3 separate regions of the Homo sapiens genome follow, and all the other regions are linked to region 1. The links are chromatin loops, found by intact Hi-C in ENCODE. Cell type or tissue: mammary epithelial cell. All regions are shown on one strand.

Region 1 (8,000 bases):
ATTTCTGTCTAGCTCCTCAGTTTGTTACACCAATTGGCTACCTCCCAGCTTTTAGCTTTGAAATACATTTGTCCTCATGATAAAGACCAAAATCCTTAAGATGCTAATGGAAGCCTCATCTTCTTCCTGCTGTCTTGCTCACTGTGCTCCGGCCACCTGGCTACCCTGAGGTTTCCCAGAGGCACGAATCTCCCTGACCAAGGCCTTTGGACCCAACAGTCCTTACGCTTGGAGCAGCATCCCCACCTCTTTATCGGATTCACCCCCAGTCAACTCCTGTTTCAGCTTTAGCAGCACTTCTTCAGGGAGCATTACTTAGCTTCCTTGGAAGAAATTAGGTTTCTCTGTTATATGCCACCTTCCGTATAGATCAGTGTAATACACTGTCAGGACTTCACATTTTATTGTATTTTATTTAATTCTTTTCTTGTCTTTTCTTTTCTTTTGAGACAGAGTCTTGCTCTGTCGCCCATGGTGGAGTGCAGTGGTGCAATCTCGGCTCACTGCAACCTCCGCCTCCCGGGTTCAAGCGATTCTCCTCCCTCAACCTCCTGAGTAGCTGGGATTACAGGCACGCGCTACCGCATCCGGCTAATTTTTGTATTTTTAATAGAGACAGGGTTTCACCATGTAGGCCAGGCTGGTCTCGAACTCCTGACTTCAGGTGATCCACCTGCCTTGGCCTCCCAAAGTGCTGGGATTACAGGCATGAGCCACCACGCCCGGCCTTATTTATTTCTTAATTTACAAAAATTGTTTCCAGGCTGGGCATAGTGGCTCACACCTTTAATCCCAGCACTTTGGGAGGCCTAGGCAGGCGGATCACCAGAGGCCAGGAGTTCGAGACCAGCCTGCCCAACATGGTAAAACCCTCTCTCTACAAAACAAAAAACCAAAAACCAAAATTAGCCGGGTGTGGTGGGTGTGCCTGTAGTCCCAGCTGCTCAGGAGGCTGAGGCAGGAGAATTGCTTGAACCTGGGAGGCGGAGGTTGCAGTGAGCCGAGATCCACCACTGCATTCCAGCCTGAGCGACAGGGCCAGACTCCGTCTCAAAAATAAATAAACAAATAAATAATTTGGCCGGGGGCACGGTGGCTCACGCCTGTAATCCCAACACTCTGGGAGGCCGAGGCGGGTGGATCACGAGGTCAGGAGATCAAGACCATCCTGGCTAACACGGTGAAACCCCGTCTCTACTAAAAATACAAAAGCCAGGCGCAGTGGCTCACGCCTGTAATCCCAGCACTTTGGGAGGCCGAGGCGGGCGCACCACGAGGTCAGGAGATGGAGACCATCCTGGCTAACACGGTGAAACCCCGTCTCTACTAAAAATACAAAAAAAAATTAGCTGGGCGTGGTGGCGGGCGCCTGTAGTCCCAGCTACTCGGGAAGCTGAGGCAGGAGAATGGCGTGAACCCGGGAGGCGGAGCTTGCAGTGAGCCAAGATCTTGCCACTGCACTCCAGCCGGGGCCACAGAGCGAGACTCCGTCTCCAAAAAAAATAAAAAATAAAAATAAATAAAAATAAAAATACAAAAAATTAGCCGGGCATGGTGGCGGGCGCCTGTAGTCCCAGCTACTCGGGAGGCTGAGGCAGGAGAATGGCGTGAACCTGGGAGGCGGAGCTTGCAGTAAGCAGAGATGGTGCCACTGCATTCCAGCCTGGGGGACAGAGCGAGACTCCCTCTCACAGATTAAAATAAATAAAAAATAAAATAAAATAAAATAATAAAATAAAATAAATAAAATAAAATATAAAATAAAATTAAAACATAATAAAAATTAAAAAAAATCTTTTTTGAGACAGGGTCTCACTCTGGTTGCCCAGGCTGGAATGCAGTGGTGCGATCTCGGCTCACTGCAGCTTCGACCTCTCAGGCTTCAGATGATTCTCCCACCTCAGCCTCCCAAGTAGCTGGTACTACAGATGCGTGCCACCACACCCGGCTAATTTTTTGTATTTTTAGTAGAGACCGAGGTTTCGCCATGTTGACCCAGGCTGGTCTCAAACTCCTGGACTCAAGCAATCCCCTCGTCTCAGCCTCCCAAAGTGCTGAGATTATAGGCGTGAGCCACTGCGCCCGGCCCAGAGACGGAGTTTAGCTCTTTTTGCCCAGCCTGAAGTGCAGTGGTGCGATCTCAGGTCACCGCAACCTCCGCCTCCCGGGTTCAAGCGATTCTCCTGCCTCAGCCTCCGGAGTAGCTGGGATTACAGGCATGCTCCACCACGCCCAGCTAATTTTGTATTTTTAGTAGAGACGGGATTTCTGCGTGTTGGTCAGGCTGGTCTCGAACGCCTGACCTCAGGTGATCCGCCCGCCTCGGCCTCCCAAAGTGCTGGGATTACAGGCGTGAGCCACTGCACCCGGCAGATCTTCACATTTTAAAAGAGAAATTAAGAATTCAGACTTGAATGTAAAATTCCTGGGGTTAAAATGTAAATCACTGTGGGCCAAATATCTGTAGGTTAGTGACTGCCTATGGCCTGCCTATTTGCAACCTGTGCTGCTCAACCTTTAGCTATACTTGGTAAGTATTTCTGTGTTAATCATCACTCCATCATCATTCCACTTATTAACTGTCCACTCCATGCCAGGCACTGTCTTGGTGCTTTACGCAGATGATTTCATGTAATCTCCAAAACCATCTGTGAGGTCAAGTAAGGTTCAGAGAGGTTAAGACGCTTGCCCACGGTCAGGAAGTGGTGGAACCAGATGCTATAGGTCTTTCCAATAGACTTTTGTGTGTCCAGGTACAATTTGTCAGTTTAGAATGGGAGGGCCTTGAATCTTAAATTCAGCTGGAAAAAAAAAAAAGGATGAGAGAGGCTCTGAAGCTCTGCCTGACAATGACAACAACCATTAATATTTGTTGCGTGCTCACTGTGTGCCAGGCCTTGTGCTAAGCGCTTTATGTGATCTAATTTAATCCTCACAACACCTATGTAAAGGAGCTGCTGTTATCATCCCCATTTTATAGATGAGGAAACTGAAGTGTAGAATAGGTATCTGATTGCTGTGCACGGTGGCTCACGCCTGTAATCCCAGCACTTTGGAAGGCTGAGGCAGGCAGATCACCTGAGACCAGGAATTAGAGACCAGCCTGGCCAACATGGTGAAACTCTGTCTCTACTAAAAATACAAAAAATTAGCCGGGCATGGTGGCAGGCGCCTGTGAGGCAGGAGGATTGCTTGAACCCAGGAGGCGGAGGCTTCAGTGAGCCGAGATCACACCATTGCACCCCAGCCTGGGCAACAAGAGCGAAACTCAATCTCAAAAAAAAAAAAAAAAAAAGAATAGGTATCTGATTTACCCAAGGTATAGAACAGGTATCTGATTTACCCGAGGTAAAGACAGAATTCAAATGCAGACAATTGAATGCCACAGCTCCCTGCTTTTAGCAATTTGGTTTTGTGGCAGATTATGGGATGATGACAGCAAAAAGGGAGAAATCTGTAAATCAGTCTTTCTCCAATCCAGAGCCTAATAGAGGACTCAATTGAAAGAAGAATCCCACCAGGTACTTCCAGGAACCTGATATTGAGAGATGTGGCCGGCAGGTGGCAGCAACATTCATAGTTTCTTCTCTAAATTCAGCAATGTTCAAAGCTATAGAGAGGAAACTATAAATTCACACTCATCATTTGCATATTATCTTCTGATGGGCCCAATCCATTCTTTGCCAATAAATGTGACTTTTAGTTTCTTAGCTCAGTGAGAACTGCCAGGCTTGAGAGAACCCTCAGGATTTGAAGCTGCAGTGAAATCATCCAATCCAACAAGCATCGTGGTGATTTTATTTATTTATTTTATTATTATTATTTATTTCTTTTAGATGTAGGGTCGCACTTTGTCGCCCAGGCTGAAGTGCCATGGTACGATCATAGCTCACTGTAACCTCAAACTCCTGGGCTCAAGCGATTTTCCTGCCTCAGCCTCCTGAATAGCTGAGACTGTAGGCATCCACCACAGCTGGCTCATTTTTATTATTTTAATTTTTATAGAGATGGGAGTCTTGCTGTGTTGCCCAGGCCAGTCTTGAACTCCTGTGCTCAAGAGTGACCCTTCTGGCCGGGCGTGGTGGCTCACGCCTGTAATCCTAGCACTTTGGGAGGCCAAGGCGGGAGGATCACGAGGTCAGGAGATCGAGACCATCCTGGCTAACATGGTGAAACCCAGTTTCTACTGAAAATACAAAAAATTAGCCAGGTGCAGTGGCAGACGCCTGTAGTCCCAGCTACTCAGGAAGCTGAGGCAGGAGAATTGCTTGAACCGGGAGGCGGAGGTTGCAGTGAGCCAAGATCGTGCCACTGCACACCAGCCTGGGCAACAGAGCGAGACTCCATCTCAAAAAAAAAAAAAAGAGTGAGCCTTCTGCCTTGGCCTCCCAAAGTGCTGATCCAGGCCCATTATGGTGATTTTAAACTGTTCAGTGGAACTGTATTTTAGTGATTCCCAACCCTTTTTGAGTTTGCGTTTTAAAAAATTATTTGGCTGGGTGTAGTGGTTCACGTCTGTAATCCCAGCACTTTGGGGGGCTGAGGCAGGTGGATCACCTGAGGTCAGGAGTTTGAGACCAGCCTGGCCAACATGGTGAAACCTCGTCTCCACTAAAAATACAAAAAATTAGCTGGGCATGGTGGCATGTGCCTGTAATCCCAGCTACTCTGGAGGCTGAGGCAGGAGAATCGTTTGAACCTGGGAGGCAGAGGTTGCAGTGAGCCGAGATAGCGCCATTGCACTCCAGCCTAGGGGGATAAGAGTGAAACTCCATCTCAAAAAAAAAAAAAAAAAAATTCAATAGCACAAAAGGGTATACGGTGAAAAGCCAATCTTTCTAGCATACTTACCCCAAATCCCACTATCTTCCTACCCCAGAGGAAAGCTGTGTATTCTTTCAGGTTTAGACTGAATAGAAAAGTATATGCATGGGCAGGTGTGGTGGATCACGCCTGTAATCCCAGCACTTTGGGAGGACGAGGCGGGAGAATCACTTGAGCTCAGGAGTTCAAGACCAGCCTGGGCAACATGGCAAAACTCTGTCTCTACAAAAAACACAAAAAAATTAGCAGTGTATGGTGGTGTGCACCTGTAGTCCCAGCTAGTTTGGAGGCTGAGGTGAGAGGATCACCCGAGCCTGGGAGGTCAAGGCTGCAGTGAGCCATGATCGGCTGCTGCACTCCAGCCCTGGTGACAGAGTGAGACTCTATCCCAAATAATCCTTTTAAAAAATGGCGATCTAAAAATATACACGGCCAGGTACAGTGGCTCATGCCTGTAATCCCAGTACTTTGGGAGGCCAAGGTGGGTGGATCACCTAAGGTCAGGAGTTCGAGGCCAGCCGGACCAACATGGTGAAACCTCATCTCTACTAAACATACAAAAAATTAGCCGGGCATGGTGGTGGCAAGGGTTAGGGATCACTAAAACACAGCTACTTGGAGGCTGAGGCAGGAGAATCGCTTGAACCCAGGAGGTGGAGGTTGCGGTGAGCCGAAATCACGCCATTGCACTCCAGCCGGGCAACAACAGTGAAACTCCATATCAAAAAAATAAAAATAAAAATAAAACTATACACTTATAGAAGAAAATTTAGGGGGACATTTTTGTGATCTTGGATTAGGCAAAGATTTCTTAGATATGATACCATCCATAAGATTAAAAAATGGAAATATTGGACTTACTCAAATATTTTATTTATTTATTTTTATTTTATTTATTATTTTTTTGAGATGGAGTTTTGCTCTTGTTGCCCAAGCTGGGGTGCAATGGCCCGATCTCGGCTCACTGCAAACTCCTCCTCCTGGGTTCAAGCAATTCTCCTGCCTCAGCCTCCTGAGTAGCTGGGATTATAGGCTTGCACCACCACGCCCAGCTAATTTTTTTGTATTTTTTAGTAGAAATGGGGTTTCACCATGTTAGCCAGGCTGGTCTTGAACTCCTGACCTCAGGTGATCTGCCCGCCTCAGCCTCCCAAAGTGTTGGGATTACAGGCGTGCGCCACCGCGCCCAGCTAATTGTTTTGTATTTTTAGTGGAAACGGGGTTTCACCATGTTAGCCAGGCTGGTCTTGAACTCCTGACCTCAGGTGATCTGCCCGCCTCAGCCTCCCAAAGTGTTGGGATTACAGGTGTAAGCCACCATGCCTAGCCTTCAAAAATTTTAAATTCTGCTGTGTGAAAGATTCTGTAAAGAGAATGAAAAGACAAGCCACAGGCCGGTCGCAGTGGCTCACACCTGTAATCCCAGCACTTTGGGAGGCCGAGTTGGGTGGATCACGAGGTCAAGAGATCGAGACCATCCTGGCCAACATGGTGAAACCCGTCTCTACTAAAAATACAAAAATTAGCTGGGTGTGGTGGCATAGACCTGTAATCCCAGCTTCTCGGGAGGCTGAAGGGCTGAGGCAGGAGAATCGCTTGAACCTGGGAGGCATAGGTTGCAGTGAGCTAAGATAGCGCCACTGCACGCCAGCCTGGCGATAGAGCAAGACTCTGTCTCAAAAAAAAAATAAATAAATAAAATAAAGAAGAAGGAAAGACAAGCCACAGATTGGGAGAACATATTTGTAAATCACATATCTGATAAGTATCACCTGCAAAATCTCCTCTCATTCCCCCTTCTAGACACTGCTCTCTCACCCCAAAGGGTAGCTGCTATCCTGGCCTTGAACAGAATATTTTTGCTTGTCTTGTATTTTATCCACATGAAATCAAACATAGTACTGTGGTCTGGCTTCTTTCACTTAACATTATTTGTGAGAATCATCTATATGGTTGAGTATGGTATGTTATAGGGCACAAAAGGCGTAAGGGACAACAAACATTTTGCAAAGAATTTTTAGCACCACTGAGTTTTCTGTCAAGATGATAGCTAGCCATTATCTTGAAAACTAGGTGATGGACTGGATCTAATGGAGCACATGGATGAATCTGAGCACTGCAAGGGATGGTCTGGGAGGTTTTGTACCTTTCCTTCCATCCTCTCAGCCTTCCCAATGGGCAAAGCTTTTGAAAACAATTCAGTGAGGGCTTCAATTCTCCTTGTATCTTTCTCTCTGTTCTGGAGCTTTTCCTAAACCATAATGTAGGATACTGGTGAGTGCCTACCCAGAAGTGCAAGGGAAGTTGATGCCTCCTGGGGAAATCCAAACCAATGGAGGATATAAACCAAGGGTTAAATGCTTCTCTGGCAGTCTTTTGGAAGACCATAATGAGAGGCATTACAGAACTCAGATGGGGAGTCTCTGAGCCCGCTTTGGTTCAGGAGGCTGCCCAATTTAAAAAAAAAGAAAAAAGAAAAAAAGAAAGAAAGAAAGAAAATTATCAGATGGGCTTGGTAGGATCCAGCCCCAGGTGCCCACAGCAGTGAACACCTTGTTAATACATCCTTGTGTTGGCTTTTTTCCTCTTCCTATTTTATTCTGGACTTTTACTTTAAATCCCTGGGATCACCTTCTAAGTAAATTACCTGTAACTAACACCTGTCTTAGGTTCTACTTTCTGGATGGAATCTTTTTTTTTTTTTTTTTGAGACAGAGTTTTGCTCTTGTTGCCCAGGCTGGAATGCAATGGTGCGATCTTGGCTCACTGCAATCTCCGCCTTCCGGGTTCAAACGATTCTCCTGCCTCAGCCTCCCAAGTAGCTGGGATTACTGGCACCCACCACCATGCCCAGCTATTTTTTTTTGTATTTTTTTAGTAGAGATGGGGTTTCACCATGTTGGCCAGGCTGGTCTCGAACTCCTGACCTCAGGCGATCCACTCGCCTTGGCCTGCCAAAGTGGTGGGATTACAGGTGTGAGCCACTGCGCCCAGCCTCTGGACGGAATCTTAAGATGTGTGCAAAATATCTGCTACATGGTAGGTATTCAAGAAAAAATAGCAGTTTTATTATTACTACTATTACTGCTACTACTGTTCCCACTGTTATTATTACCTAGGATTTCAAGTTGCCATCCATTAGTCCTCTTCCCTGAAACCATGGATGATATTGAAGC
Region 2 (8,000 bases), 110 kb after region 1:
CTTCCAGTGTTTTGGGTTTGGTTTGATGTTGGATGGTTATTTTATTTGATAACTGGTACAACATTGATTTGGTCTGTGAGAATTTTCCATATCTTGTCCCTTTGAATGACCTCAATATGGAGAAAAGTCTTAGGTTAAGAAAAAATAGGCCAGGTGCGGTGGCTCACGCCTGTAATCCCAGCACTTTGGGAGGCCGAGGTGGGTGGATCACAAGGTCAGGAGATTGAGACCATCCTGGCAACATGGTGAAACCCCATCTCTACTAAAAATACAAAAAATTAGCCAGGCGTGGTGGCACGTGCCTGTAGTCCCAGCTACTTGGGAGGCTGAGGCAAGAGAATTGCTTGAACCCAGGAGGCGGAGGTTGCAGTGAGCCAAGATTGTGCCAATGCACCCCAGCCTAGGCGACAGAGAGAGACTCCGTCTCAAAAAAACAAAAACAAACAAACAAAAAAAGTCATGAAACTGAGGCAGATGGCCATAAATGTAAACATCACTAAGATTAGATTTAAGTTTTGGGGGTTTTAACCTATTTTTTAATCTAATATTTAATCTGTTTTTCTAAAACAATGATTCCAAAACACTATACATATTTGTGTGTGTGTGTGTGTGTGTGTGTGTGTGTGTGTGTGTAATTGGACTGGATATGTGAAAACCATAACAGATTCCACCTGCATGGAATTATCTGTGGCACTTGCTGAAAAATTAGAATAATGCCTCAGCTCACAAGGGGCAAGGCAAACTTTTCAAATGAAAATTTTTAAATCTACTTAAAACTACCTATGCCTTCCATAAGCATTAATGAGTCTAGTAGATAAAAGGATGATTCTGTAGATGCCAGTGGAATTTGGGATTCAGTGTCTGGCATAGTTATCTTCACAGGGAACTGCAGAAGCTATTACTTAAATTGTTCTGATAAAATCATGTTTTATCTTGGGAGAATTAAGAATGCTATTCTTATGTTAAAATAAGTGATGGTAGAGAAAGCAGGGAATATAATCAGTAAAATTTGTATGGGTTTAGTAAATTTTTTGCATTTACCCAAAGTTCTATTTAAGTCTACTTTCTTTATATAAATGCACAATTTCTTAGAAGAATTTTCAAGAAAGGGAGAGGAAAGCTAATGAGTGCTTCAAAGCTAATAAAAATATAGTTTTTTCAGGAAAAATGATACTAGGCTTAGTATTGCTTAAAGTTCTTGTTCACGATTGAACGAATGAATAAAAACTATACTCATTAAATATTTAATATCACCATGTTGGGTGGAGTGATTCAAACCTTGAAAAACAGGCTTAGAATATTTTATGAGTATGACAGTTTGGAGTAGCTTGATGAAAACAGGATGAAGTTGTTATTACCACCACTTTGGATGGATAGTGTCATGTTGACTTATCTGTGAGGAACTTGGGGAGCTTTCACATACTTATTTTCAAAACTACCTTGTGCTGCAGGAAACCAATTTTATCTTTTCCATAGGTAGGGCAATTAGAACATGAAGACATTGTGACTCATTCAAGGTTGTAGGCCAGGCGCAGTGGCTCATGCCTGTAATCCCAGCACTTTGGGAGGCAGAGGCGGGTGGATCACCTGAGGTCAGGAGTTCAAGACCAGCCTGGCCAACATGGTGAAACGCCATCTCTACTAAAAATACAAAAAATTAGCCGGGCATGGTGGTAGGCACCTGTAATCCCAGCTACTCGGGAGGCTGAAGCAGGAGAATTGCTTGCACGTGGGAAGCAGACGTTGCAGTGAGCTGAGATTGTGCCACTGCATTGCAGCCTGAGCAACAAGAGCAAAACTCCATCTCAAAAAAAAAGAAGAAGGTTGTAGTTAGTGAAAGATAGAAACTGAACATAGGCTTTTCAACTCTCAGGTCCAGACCTCTGTTCCTTACAGTAGTGTTTGCAAACTGGTGTTCTCCTCAGGATCACCTAGAAAGCTTATGATAACAGACTGCTGGACACTACCCGTAGAGTTTCTGATTTTAGTAAGCCTGGGATGGGCTTGAGAATTTGCCTTTCTAATAGGTTCCCAGATGACACTGATGCTGCTCTCCAGGGAGCACACATTAAGAGCCTCTGCTCTACACCAGTGGCATACCACCCTTTTCAAGTTAAGGCAACATATAAAATGATAATTTGTGTATGATACCCTGGACTAAACTGCAGAGCTCATTCTTAGCTTGAGGTAAATAGCCCAAAACAATAGACCTTGTAACTGAGGAATCAGTATTAGTCCATGAGGGGTCCTCAACAAAAGAAGAAAAATAGAACAGTTCACAGAGCATTTCTTAGAGCTAAATAGATTTAATTTAAAGGACTCTCTTTTATTCTAAAATTACAACCTTCCTAATCCTTTGGTGTTAAAATGCCATTTCTTTCACAAAAGGATTATGATCATAAATGGTTTACTTAATATCAAGCCTTATTTGGAAATCTTAGAAAATGACAACCTCAAAAAAACACTAGAAAAAAAACCAACAATCTGAGGTTGATCAAGATTTTTGTTATTGTTTTGGTCACTGAAATCCAAAAGTTTGGAAATCATTGCTTCAGAAGTACTACTGTCTTCTCATCCATATAACATGGAGTATTACGACTAAGGAAAAACCACCAGCAATAGCTGAACGGGTGAAAGGGAATTATTACCCATCCCAGAAACACTCTGAAATTTTTCCACAGAACTACAGCCAGATGCTGTTGTCAGGGTATATATACCAGAATTTACTTCCTTAACATATATGCCTTCCTCAAATTACCAAATAGAATTTATTTTATTAATTCAAAAGTAAAAATATTCATTTATGGTCTCATCAGGAATGAGTTTTGTTGTAGATGGAATAGCTAACAGCTATTTTTAGAGAATCAGCAAAAATCCAATCTTTCCAAAAATATCTCTTTCACTGCTCCTAAAATTCACATTTTTAGAATCTTTTTGTGTGTGTATGCAGTGTTTTTCTAGAAAGCCTTTTTTAAAATTTATTTATGGGGCCAGGCATGGTGGCTCATGCCTGTAATCCCAGCACTTCGGGAGGCCGAGGTGGGCAGATCGCTTGAGGCCCAGAGTTTGAGACCAGCCTGGGCAACATGGTGAAACCCCATCTCTACTAAAAATACAAAAAATGATCTGGGTATGATGGTGCATGCCTATAATCCCAGCTACTCAGGAGGCTGAGGCAGGAGAGAATCACTTGAACCCGGGAAGTGGCGGTTGCAGTGAGCCAAAATTGCACCACTGTACTCCAACCTAGGCAACAGAGCGAGACTCTGTCTCAAAAAAAAAAAAATTATTTATGATGAGAGACATTAAAACATTACAAAATTAGGCCAGGCACAGTGGCTCAATGCCTATAATCCCAGCATTTGGGGAGGCCGAGGTGGGAAGATCACTTGAGGCCAGGAGTTCAAGACCAGCCTGAGCAACGTAGCAAGACCCCATCTCTATAAAATATTTAAAAATTAGCTGGGCATGGTGACATGTGCCTGTAATTCTAGCTACTTGGGAGATTGAGGTAAGAGGATTGGGTAAGCACAGGAGTTCAAGGCTGCAGTGAGTTATGATTGCACCACTGCACTCTAGCCTGGGTAACAGAGCAACATCCTGTCTCTAAAAAAAAAGAAAAGGCTAGGTACAGTGGCTCACACCTGTAGTACCAACACTTTGGGAGGCTGAGGCAGGTAGATTACCTGAGCCCAGGAGTTTGAGACCAGCCTAGGCAACATGGAGAAACCCATCTCTACAAAAAATACCCCCCCCAAAAATTAGCCGGGCATGGTGGCACATGCCTATGGTCCCAGCTACTTGGGAGGCTGAGGTGGGAGGATCACCTGAGCCCAGGGAGGTCAAAATTGCAGTGAGCCGTGACTGCGCCACTGCACTCCAGTGACACAGTGTGAGACCCTGTCTAAAATAAATTAATTTAATTTAAAAATAAAAATAAATTTAAAAAGAAAAGAGGCTGGGTGTGGTGGCTCACATCCATAATCCCAGCACTTTGGGAGGCTGAGATAGGTGTATCACTGGAGCCCAGGACCTCAAGACCAGCCTGGGCAGCATAGTGAGACCTTGTCTCTACTAAAAATTAAAAAAATTAGTCAGGCATGGGGGCATGGGCCTGTAGTCCTAGCTACTTGGGAGGCTGTAGCAAGAGGATCACTTGAACCCAGGAGATCGAGGCTGCAGTGAGCTATTGTTCATGCCACTGCACTCCAGTCTGGGCAACAGAGGGAGACCTTGTCTCAAAAGAAAAAAAAAAAAAGAATTATAAAATTAGCTAGCCTTGGCCGGGCAAAGCGGACATGCCTGTAATCCCAGCACTTTGGGAGGCCGAGGCGGGTGGATCACCTGAGGTCGGGAGTTCAAGACCAGCCTGACCAACATGGAGAAACCCCATCTCTACTAAAAATACAAAAAATTAGCCGGGCGTGGTGGCACATGCCTGTAATCCCAGCTACTCAGGAGGCTGAGGTAGGAGAATCACTTGAACCCAGGAGGTGGAGGTTGCAGTTAGCCGAGATGGCGCCATTGCACTCCAGCCTGGGCAACGAGTGAAACTCCATCTCAAAAAAGAAAAAAATAATTAGCTAGCCTTTTACTTTGAACATCTCCAATTTTGGAGATTTAGGACAAATACAGTTTTATTTAAGGGAAGTTTTTGAGAGTGTTTGAGAATACTGAGTGGGATGAAACTAAAGGGTTTGAGTAGAAGGTTAGAGGTTGGTGATCAAAAGAACTACTTTTTTTTTTTTTTTCCTGTCAGCAGGGAAAAAATAACTACCCTTTAATTACTTTACCAGTTTTACTCCTGTGTGATCTGATGATCCACTTCTTACAGGTCATCTGGAGCCCTCCAAAGGGACTTTGCTGAAACAACACCAACACCTTTGCTGAGTCATTGTGGGCTTTGGTGAAACTATAGGAATATATACTGTCATGATACAGGGTGAAGGCTTCTCATCTAATAAACATATATTGAGGGTCCACTAGATGCCAGGTACTGTGCACAGCCCTGTGGATGATATGTTGATGGAGACAAGGTTGCCCTGCCATCAAGGAGCCCATGATATAGTGGAGAGTGAACATGGGAAGCTGAGGTGCAAAGGGAACATAAGAGGTGTGCATACCAATAAAAATTAGAGACAGTAGGCCGGGCGCGGTGGCTCACGACTGTAATCCCAGCACTTTGGGAGGCCGAGGCGGGCGGATCACGAGGTCAGGAGATTGAGACCATCCTGGCTAACATGATGAAACCCCGTCTTTACTAAAAATACACAAAAAATTAGCCGGGAGTGGTGGTGGGCGCCTGTAGTCCCAGCTACTTGGGAGGCTGAGGCAGGCGAATGGTGTGAACCCGGGAGGCAGAGCTTGCAGTGAGCCGAGATGGCACCACTGCACTCCAGCCTGGGCGACAAGACTCCGTCTCAAAAAAAAAAAAAAATTAGAGACAGTAGGATGCAGTCAAATAGTCAGAGACTTGGATACCAGCTGAGTCCATGCCAGTTTGTAGTATGATCTTGGGCAAAGTCACCTAGCTTCTGTGGCCTTGCCTTTTCCTTCTGAAAAATGGTAAAGATGCTATATTTTTTCCCCTGTCACCTCAGGTGGTATAAGGAGAATATGACTTCAAGGACAAAAAACACTTTGATTTCTTCAAAGGACTTTGCAATTGCTATAAAAATTCAAGATGTCAGTATTGACAGTTTTATAACACAGAGCTAAGATATCTAGATACCATTATCAGGATATGGTAACAATACCCACTAATACTTATTTTATGCTATCTGAATGTTTAAATTTTTTAATGGAGTACTGTTATACAAAATAACTTTTTTTTTTTTGAGTCAGAGTCTTGTGCTGTCCAGCCTGGAGTGCAGTGGCATGACCTTGACTCACTGCAGCCTCCGCCTCCCAGGTTCAAGAGATTCTCGTGCCTCAGCCTCTCCTGAGTAGCTGGGATTATAGGTGCCCACCACCACACCTAGCTAATTTTTGTAATTTTTTTTTTTTTTTTTTAGTAGAGACGGGGTTTCACCATGTTGGCCAGGCTGGTCTCGAACTCCTGACCTAAGTAATCTGCCCACCTCGGCCTCCCAAAGTATTGGGATTACAGGTGTGAGCCACCGTGCCAGCCACAAGATAACTTTTTATCAGATTTTTTTTGTCTCTATTCATATTAACTACACCAAGATCAAGTTACAAAAAGTTGTCAGCCGGGTGCCATGGCTCACGCCTGTAATCCCAACACTTTGAGAGGCCAAGGCAGGTGGATCATTTGAGGTCAGGAGTTCGAGACCAGCCTGGCCAACATGGTGAAAGCCCGCCTCTACTAAAAATACAAAAATTAGCCGGGCCGTAGTGGCGTGCGCCTGTAATCTCAGCTACTTGGTAGACTGAGGCAGGAGTATCGCTTGAGCCCGGGAGGCAGAGGTTGCGGTAAGCCAAGATCGCGCCACTGCACTCCAGTCTGGGCGAGAGAGTGAGACCCTGTCTCAAAAAAAAAAAAAAAAAAAAAATTGTCATATCTGTTGCCATAGCAATGAAGTAAGCTACTCATCAGTCTTCCTACACCTCTGTACATTTATTAAGCCTTCTATTTGAATAAATATAAACTTCATTTCAGGATAAAATATATAGGGAATGGCAAAACTATGAAATTATTTAACTTGCTTAAAAGATTAAAACTGAACTCAACTTTAATTCTAGGCCCTGGGCCGGCCCTTCAAAGCATTGGAAAGTCGTGAAATTGATGTGTTGCTCTCTCTTTTCCAGCTGAACTGTCCCAAGCAATAAACAGTGGTACATTGTTATCAAAACCGTCCCCACCCTTACCACCTAAGAGAGGCATTCCATCAACCTCAGTACCCACCTTGGAGTCTGCTGCTGCCATCACCACAAAAACACCAAGTGATGAAAGAGAGAAGAGCACGTGTTCTATGGGCTCGGAACTACTACCAATGATCTCACCTCGCTCTCCGTCCCCCCCACTGCCTACTCATATACCTCCAGAGCCTCCACGCACCCCTCCATTCCCTGCTAAGACTTTTCAAGTTGTGCCAGAAATTGAGTTTCCACCATCCTTAGATCTACACCAGGAGATTCCCCAGCAGGAAGATCAGAAAAAGGAAGTCCCCAAGAGGATACTGGACCAGAACTTTGGGGAGCCCCATATACCCTCTAGGCTGCCTCCACTCCCACTGCATATTCGAATCCAGCAGGCCCTCACCAGCCCACTTCCCATGACTCCTATTCTGGAGGGTTCTCACAGAGCTCATTCGTTGCTTTTTGAAAACAGTGACAGCTTTTCTGAGGACAGCAGTACGCTGGGTCGGACCAGGTCTCTTCCCATCACTATTGAAATGCTAAAAGTGTAAGTGCCTTTAAAGCTTGCCTCTTATTTCTCCTTTACTCTAGATAGCCCTGCTTGGAAAAAATTACTTATAAAAAGAAAATGTGGGCCGGGCCTAGTGGCCCACACCTGTAAGCCCAGCACTTTGGGAAGCTGAGGCAAATGGACCGATCACCTGAGGTCAGGAGTTCAAGACCAGCCTGGCCAATACAGTAAAACCCTGTCTCGATGAAAATAACAAAAATTGGCCAGGCGTGGTGGCACATACCTGTAATCCCAGCTACTCGGGAGGCTGAGGCAGGAGAATCGCTTTAACAGGGAGGTGGAGGTTGCAGTGAGCCAAGACTGTGCCACTGTACTCCAGCCTGGGCGACAAAGCGAGTCTCTGTCTCACAGAAAAAAAGAAAATGTGAATAATTTTTTTTTTTCCGAGATGGAGTCCTGCTCTGTCACCCGGGCTGGAGTGCAGTGGCACGATCTCCGCTCACTGTAACCTCTGCCGCCCAGGTTCAAGCGATTCTCCTGCCTCAGCCTCCCGAGTAGCTGAGACTACAGGCATGTGCCACCACATTCGGCTGATTTTTGTATTTTTAGTGGAGATGGGGTTTCAACATGTTGGCCAGGCTGGTCTCGAACTCCTGACCTCAGGTGATCC
Region 3 (8,000 bases), 160 kb after region 1:
CTGGCCTTATTTTAAAATTTTATTTCTTGTAGGTAACATGTTGGGTTTTTCAGTATGACAGTCTATGTCTTTTAATTGGAGTGTTTAGGCTATTTACTTTTTTTTTTTAAGACAGGGTCTCACTCTGTCACCCAGGCCAGAGTTCAGTGGCAAGATTATGACTCACTGCAGCCTTAAACTGGAACTCCTGGGCTCAAGCCATCCTCCCAGCTCGGTCTCCTGAGTAGTGAAGACCACAGGCATGTGCCACTATGGCTGGCTAAATTTTGTATTTTTTGTAGAGACAAGGTCTCATGATGTTGTCCCAGCTGGTCTTGACCTCCAGGGCTCAAGCAATCCTCCCACCTTGGCCTCCCAAAGTGCTAGGAATACAGGCATGAGTCACCATGCCCAGCCATATTATACATTTTTAACTTACAATAGTCCACATTCAATTGATATTAAACCAGTTCACTTGTAGTATAAGAATCTTCCCCAGCCTGGCCAATATGGTGAAACCCCGCCTCTACTAAAAATACAAAAAAAAAAAAATTAGCCAGGTGTGGTGGTGCTCGCCTGTAGTCTCAGCTACTTGGGAGGCTGAGGCAGAAGATTGCTTGAACCTGGAAGCAGAGGTTGCAGTGAGCTGAGATCGTGCCAGCCTAGGCAACAGAGCAAGACTCCGTCTCAAAAAAAAAAAAGGCGGGGCCCGGTGGCTCACGCCTGTTATCCCAGCATTTTGGGAGGCCGAGGCGGGCGGATCACGAGATCAGGAGATCAAGACCGTCTTGGCTAACACGGTGAAACCCCATCTCTACTAAAAATACAAAAAATTAGCCGGGCGTGGTGGCGGGTGCCTGTAGTCCCAGCTACTAGGGAGGCTGAGGCAGGAGAATGGCATGAACCCAGGAGGTGGAGCTTGCAGTGAGCCAAGATCGCGCCACTGCACTCCAGCCTGGGCGACAGAGCGAGACTCCGTCTCAAAAAAAAAACAAAAAAAAAACCTTCTGGCGGCCTGGTGTGGTGGCTCACACTTGTAATCCCAGCACTTTGGGAGGCTGAGACTGGCGGATCACCTGAGGTCGGGAGTACAAGACCAGCCTGACCAACATGGAGAAACCCCGTCTCTACTAAAAATACAAAATTAGCCGGGCATGGTGGCACATGCCTATAATCCCAGCAACTCGGGATGCTGAGGCAGGAGAATTGCTTGAACCTGGGAGGCAGAGGTTGCAGTGAGCCGAGATCATGCCATTGCACTCCAGCCTGGGCAACAAGAGCAAAACTCCATCTCAAAAAAAAAAAACAATCTTCCGGCTGGGCACAGTGGCTCACGCCTGTAATCCATCCCAGCACTTTGGGAAGCCAAGGCAGGCAGATCACGAGGTCAGAGCGAGACTCCGTCTCGAAAAAATAAATAAATATTTCTTCCATTTCTCACTATATAGTCTTTGATATTGTCATGTGTCTTACTTTTATATATGTTATAAAACCCACAGTACATTATTACAGCCAGAACCTCCATATCAGCCAGTTGCGATGGCTCACTCCTGTAATTCCAACACTTTGGGATGCCAAGGCAGGCTGACTGCTGAGGCTCAGAAGTTCAAGACCAGCCTGGCCAACATAGTGAAACCCTGTCTCTACCAAAAATACAAAAATTAGATGGGCAATTAGCTGGACGTGGTGGTGCACGCCTGTAATCCCAGCTACTCGGGAGGCTGAAACAGGAGAATTGCTTGAACCCAGGAGGCAGAGATTGCAGTGAACTGAGATCACGCCATTACACTCCAGCCTAGGCAACAGAGTGAGACTCCGTCTCAAAAAAAAAAATTAGCTGGGCATGGTGGTGCACATCTGTGGTCCCAGCTACTCGGGAGGCTGAGGCAGAGGTTGCAGTGAGCCGAGATCCTGCCACTGCACTCCAGCCTGGATGACAGAGTGAGACTCTTGAGACAAACAACTGGGGCTGGGCGCAGTAGTTCACACGTGTAATCCCAGCACTTTGGGAGGCCGAGATGGGTGGATCACTTGAGGTCAAGAGCTCAAGACCGGCCTGGCCAACATGGTGAAACCCTGTCTCTATTAAAAATACAAAAATGAGCCGGGCATGGTGGTGCGTGTCTGTAATCCCAGCTACTCTGGAGACTGAGGCAGGAAAATTGCTTGAACCCAGGGGGCAGAGGTTGCAGTGAGCCGAGATTGCACCACTGCACTCCAGCCTGGGCAACAGAATGAGACTCCATCTCAAAATAAAATAAAAAATACAAATACAAAACTAAAAAAATAAAAATAAAGGCCAGGTGCAGTTGCTCATGCCTGTAATCCCAGCACTTTGGGAGGCCAAGATGGGCAGGTCACCTGAGGTCGGGAGTTCCAGACCAGCCTGGCAAAAATGGTGAAACCCGGTCTCTACTAAAAATACACAAAATGGCCAGGCGCGGTGGCTCACGCCTGTAATCCCAGCACTTTGGTAGGCTGAGGCGGGTGGATCACCTGACGTTTAGGAGTTCAAGTCCAGGCTGGCCAACATGGTAAAACCCCGTCTCTACTAAAAATACAAAAATTAGCTGGGCATGGTGGCAGGCGCCTGTAATCCCAGCTACTCAGGAGGCTGAAGCAGGAGAATTGCTTGAACCCAGGAGGAAGAGGTTGCAGTGAGCTGAAATCGTGCCATTGCACTCTAGCCTGGGCGGGTCAGGAGTTCGAGATCAGCCTGGCCAACATGGAGAAACCCCATCTCTACTAAAAGTACAAAAATTAAGGCTGGGCGCGGAGGCTCACGCCTGTAAGCCCAGCACTTTGGGAGGATGAGGTGGGTGGCTCATGAGATCAGGAATTCAAGACCAGCCTGGCCAAGATGGTGAAACCCTGTCTCTACTAAAAATACAAAAATTAGCTGGGTGTGGTGGCAGGCACCTGTAATCCCAGCTACCTGGGAGGCTGAGGCAGGAGAATTGCTTGAACCTGGCTGCAGTGAGCCGAGATCGCACCACTGCACTCCAGCCTGGGCAACAGAGTGAGACCCCATCTCAAAAAAAAAAAAAAAAAGAGTTGAGGTCTCCTTCCACCACTTGTGTGAAGACCCCAGAAAACTTGCTTTACCTCTTTAAACTTCAGTTTTCTTATCTTCCAACTGCCATGAGGTTTTTGTGAGGAACAAATGAGCTGACATGGATGTTTCTGTAGTTAACAAAATAAAGGGTCTTACAAAATAGGCAATAATAATAATAATCACTTATTATTATTACATGAAGCTACATGAATGTGTAAGATCTTGGAGGAAGACAGCAGAGAGAGAGAGAGAGATCAGAGATCCCAGGGTTAAAAGTTGGAGAAATTTCACAGTACATCATCCAAAAGAGGAGTCCATGATGGAGGCAGAGGTAAACTTGGAGAGGTAAGAAACCCTGAAGACAGGGGAGTGCTTTGTGGCAGGCTCTGCATATAAGAATTCAGCCTGGCCAACATGGCGAAACCCAGTCTCTACTAAAAATACGAAAATTAGCCAGGCTTTGTGGCAGGCACCTGTAATCCCAGCTATTTGGGAGGCTGAGGCAGGAGAATCGCTTGAACCTGGGAGGCAGAGGTTGCAGTGAGCCGAGATCTCACCATTGCACTCCAGCCCGGGTGACAAGAGCAAGACTCGATCTCAAAAAAAAAAAAAGTTCAGTTCAGTTGGTAAGAACTCATCAAAAGTGTCCATCTAGACTTTGGGTGCCGTAGAATGACTCAGAGTCTGAATCAACATGAAATCGAGAAAACGTCCTTTGCAAGGGTTTCAGGGAACACCTGAAATCCTGAAGAACTGTTTGTATCCATCCTGAAGAATGGGTGTTAATAAGAGACAGCCTTTTCTTGGTACCTGTTTTCCATCTCTAACCCAACCCCAACTCACACCCTTCTATTTTATCTGGTCTCTCTCATTCCTCTTGCTCCTCCCCACTTGGCTCCCGTTTTCCCCAAGTCCATTCTCTATTTTGTTCTATAAGATCTGATCATATTAGGATGCTCTTGTAGCTCATAAGAAGATGACTGGGTGTTCACACGCATATGAGATGTGCCTCCCTCAAACCTTGTTAAGACATGGGCACATACCCATCTGATGTTAACTCACGGGGAAAAAAATCTGATCATGCCATTCCCGTGCCCAAATTCCCATATATCCCTACTGCCTCAGGATAGAGGCTGGACCCCTTAGACACACAAGACCCTGTATCCATGATCTGTCACTCCCACAGGCACCCTCTACTCCCATCTACTTGGCAGTTTCCCACAACCTCCCTGGGTTCTCGTGGTTCCCTGTCATTGCAAACGTCGCTTCTCCTAGGATGTCCTGCCCCCCTAGACTTAACTTGGAAAGCTGTTCTTAAGCCCCGGACTGAGTCAGATGCCCCTCTGGGTATCCCTGTCATAGCGTTGTGTGGTTGTTGATAGTCTGATTTTTCAACCTTCTCCATGCCCTCTTGAGGGTAGGGAAGATGAGTATCTTTTTTCTCCGTACAGACCCTACCGCACAAGATTTTCCTAAACAGACCGAACTCAAGGAGTCTTTCTGGTTGTTAGTCCACGTGTCCCGATTTGGGGTTTCCAAAATACACGCCCACTGGAACCGGGCCAGGGGAGCCAGCCTGGCCAAGGGCTCCCCCAGCCCGGCCAAGGGCTCCCCCAGCCCGGGAGCGCGCCACATGCAGATCCTGGGATGGCCGCCAGGGGCCGCCGGGCTCTTTGTTTTCCTTTCTCACCCGGGTCGGGGCCAGAGGCCTGCAGAGCGCATGCTCTGGGGCAGTTCGCGGCCCGGCGGGGAGCGCCGGAGTTCCTTGTGGCCGACGTGCACCAAGGTAGGTCTCGCCTGGGACGCGCGGAGGGTCCGGGCAGAGGGCGGTAAGCGGAGCGGCCACAGCCGGAGCACGGGCCGGTCCACGCGGGCCTAAGTCGCTGCCCGCTCTCGCCCGTGTCGCGCGGCGCCGGCCCCACGTGAAGCCCGGAGGCAGGAAGGCGCGGTGCGGGCTCGCGATTCCCCGGCCCCGCGGGGCGCTCCAGCAGCGGCTGGGCGCTGCCTCGCTGGAGCTAGGGCCGCGCGGCCCCTCCGCCGCCGCGCCTCTCACGCCCGCACCGCGGCGCCCGCGCAGGCGGGAGATTCAAACTGCGCGAGCGCGGCGGGCCGGGTGCGCGCGGCCGCCCGGGCGGGGGATGGGTCTCTGCCGCGAGGAGGATGGTTTTGTCCGGCATGCGCTTGGAGAAGGCGGTTTGCAGATCGGGGAGGGAGCCCTGCCCGGGAGAGGGTGGGTCGTAGGAGCTCGAGGGTCTCCCGCTGTGGACCTTTGGGAGCCGTGTGTCTTGAACTCCGCAGCAGCTCAGTCTGTCAGCAGATTATTTGCTGGCCATTTATTGCGTCCCTCTCTTGCGGGGCTGGGGGACAGTAGTGAGAAGAGCAGGCCCGTGTCATTAGCGAACTATGCCCTTGAACCCAGGCGACGGACGCTACTGGCAAGTCATTCATACGTCACATATTGACCTAACTTCGACCACGTGTGACTTGTGTGCCCTAGCAGAAGTTGAGTGTGTGGGGTGTTACGGGGAGCCCTCAGGGGGATCCCCCACCCTGCCCAGGAGGCTCAGGGATGGCTTTCCAGGTGAAGTGACTCTTGAATGGGGTTTTGAAGGAACAGAGTTTTTCAGGCAGTCTGAGGGTAGTGGGATTAGGGTGATACAGGCAGAGGGATTGCACGTGCAACGGCATGAAGGTATAGGTATTGTGGTCAGGGATACCACAGGTCTTGAGGTGACTGGAGGAGGAGAGTAACAAGATGATACAGCAGGGGCTGGGTCACGAAGCGTCTTGTGTGCAAGACTAAGGAACTCTGCGGGGTGGAGGAGGCAGGGAAGATTTCCCCCAAGAAGGGTATCAGAGTGAAACCTGGACAGATGAATTAGGAGTTCACGAGGCTCCTGTTTCAAAGACATCCCAAGAGCAGGAATCCTGTTCTGTTCATCGTTACAACTTTCTCATCAGATGCCCTTGGGCAACCCACCCAGTCCCCCAGAGCATTGGTTTCCTTATCTGTAAAGCAATGGTAGGGGGCATGTGGTGAGGATATAATTTTTTTTTTTTTGAGACGGAGTTTCCACTCTTATTACCCAGGCTGGAGTGCAGTGGCGCGATCTCAGCTCACTGCAACCTCCACCTCCTAGGTTCAAGCAATTCTGCCTCAGCCTGCTGAGCAGCTGAGACTACAGGAACACACCACCAGGCCCAGCTAATTTTTGTATTTTTTTTTTTTTAGTAGAGACGGGGTTTCACCATGTTGGCCAGGCTGGTCTTGAACTCCTGACCTCAGGTGATCCACCTGCCTCAGCCTCCCAAAGTGCTGGAATTACAGGTGTGAGCCACCGCACCCGGCCAATTTTTTTTTTTTTTCTGATACAGAATCTTGGTCTATCGCCCAGGCTGTAGTATAGTGTCGTGCTCTCAGTCGCTGCAGCCTCCACCTCCCGGGTTCAAGCGATTCTCCTGTCTCAGCCTCCCGAATAGTAATATCCTATAATTTTCATAAAGCAGTGAAGTTGTGTGTCCCTTCCCCCAGGAAAAATGAACACATAGGCCCAGGCACAGGTTGTATAGAACGGGGATCCCAGGTGAGAAACTCCTAGTGTGAAATATACCACCTGTGTGCCTGGCATAACAGCAGCTCACCAAATGTATATTGTTGACACATGAGCCCTCTCCTCCCTTCCCTCCTGGGGACCTTACACACAGAGATTTTTCAGCCTTAGTCTGGCAGGCAAGTTCTTCCTCCTGGTGTGGGGGACGGAGGGCACAGCTGCAGTGGCCTGGGAGGGCTCTGTCTCCTTTTACAGAAATCGAGGCTGTGGTGAGGTCACTGGAGGTCAGGGCAGGAGCACCAGGCTCCGGGCAGACTGTCTAGACTGGCGTGCCTACCCACTTTCTTCAATAAATAAGGAAGGTGAGGTGGGGGTAGGGCAGCTCCAGCTCTGGTGGAGCATGGTCATGAGACTGGGATTTCATTCCACCTCTCTGTGACCTGGGTCACCTTTCCCTGAGCCTCATCTTCCCCTTAGCTGTAAAACTGGGATGAGTCTGCTCACCTCAAAGGGCAGCTGTGGGCATTCAGGAGTGCCTGATGGTGGAAGCTGACTCTGTAGCCGACTTATCTGTGACTGTCTCACTCTTCTCCCAGAGACTGTATGCTCCTTGAAGATGGAAGCTGTGTTGTGTGGGGCGGGGTGGGGAAGCATGATGCCAAAAGCCAACTCCTTATTCCCAGCCCAGACACTCACTGCCTGGTTAAGAAAACAGCCAGAGAGGCCGGGCTCGGTGGCTCACGACTGTAACCCCAGCAATTTGGGAGGCCAAGGTGGGCAGATCACCTGAGGTCAGGAGTTCAAGACCAGCCTGGCCGACATGGTGAAACCCCGTCTTTACTAAAAATACCAAGCAGTTAGCCAGGCGTGGTGGCTTGCGCCTGTAGTCCCAGCACTAGGGAGGCTGAGGCGGGAGAATCGCTTGAACCTGGGAGGCGGAGGTTGCAGTGAGCTGAGATCGTGAGTCTGAACTCCAGCTTGGGCAACAGAGTGAGGCTCCATCTCAAAAAGAAGAAAAGAAAAGCAAATAAAGGAAAACACACCCAGAGCAGTGAGAGAAGTCTGTATACAAGACCCATTTGTGCAGTAGAGGCTGTGCAGGCAGGTACCGGGAACAGGGCTCCACCTTTTAGAAGGTGGTCCTCTGGCCGGGAGCAGTGGCTCACGCCTGTAATCCCAGCACTTTGGGAGGCCGAGGTGGGTGGATCATGAGGTCAGGAGATCGAGACCATCCTGGCTAACACGGTGAAACCCCGTCTCTACTAAAAATACAAAAAATTAGCTGGGTGTGGTGGCAGGCGCCTGTAGTCCCAGCTACTCGGGAGGCTGAGGCAGGAGAATGGCGTGAACCTGGGAGGCGGAGCTTGCAGTGAGCCGATATCGCGCCATTGCCTCCAGACTGGGCGACAGAGCGA

What was found. A loop is a pair of places that touch in the nucleus more often than their neighbours do. Peaks named below come from ENCODE experiments on the same cell type or tissue, not always from the same donor. Only the 100,000 strongest peaks of a DNase experiment are listed, where the experiment ranks them.
Region 2: it touches region 1 in a loop (15-fold over the local background); 3 of 110 quality-filtered maps call a loop at or near these places.
Region 3: a loop joins it to region 1, with 8 times the contacts of the local background. A loop is called at or near these places in 14 of 110 quality-filtered maps.

What each region holds. Positions count from the first base shown.
Region 1 is chr1:28,356,284-28,364,283 of GRCh38, forward strand. No RefSeq gene overlaps it. Among named protein-coding and RNA genes, the nearest start is that of PHACTR4, 9.5 kb to the right of the region's middle. In mammary epithelial cell, a CTCF peak has its summit at 3,546 (motif pointing right); no DNase peak of the experiment used is centred here.
Region 2 is chr1:28,466,786-28,474,785 of GRCh38, forward strand. PHACTR4 (phosphatase and actin regulator 4) reads left to right here. Exons shown (of 14, transcript NM_001048183.3): 7 at 6,769-7,366. Among named protein-coding and RNA genes, the nearest start is that of SNHG3, 35 kb to the right of the region's middle. In mammary epithelial cell, a CTCF peak has its summit at 4,837; a DNase peak (open chromatin) is centred at 4,856; H3K27ac peaks cover 247 bases.
Region 3 is chr1:28,513,489-28,521,488 of GRCh38, forward strand. It overlaps RCC1 (regulator of chromosome condensation 1), which reads left to right. Exons shown (of 13, transcript NM_001381865.2): 4 at 3,237-3,379. It overlaps LOC124904836 (small nucleolar RNA U13), which reads left to right and starts at 3,988; the gene lies at 3,988-4,087. RefSeq lists enhancers at 3,381-3,440, 4,515-5,366, 5,367-6,217, 5,511-5,720 and silencers at 4,591-5,230, 5,281-5,370. In mammary epithelial cell, a CTCF peak has its summit at 4,688 (motif pointing right); DNase peaks (open chromatin) are centred at 2,403, 3,723 and 4,693; H3K4me3 peaks cover 1,396 bases; H3K27ac peaks cover 2,086 bases.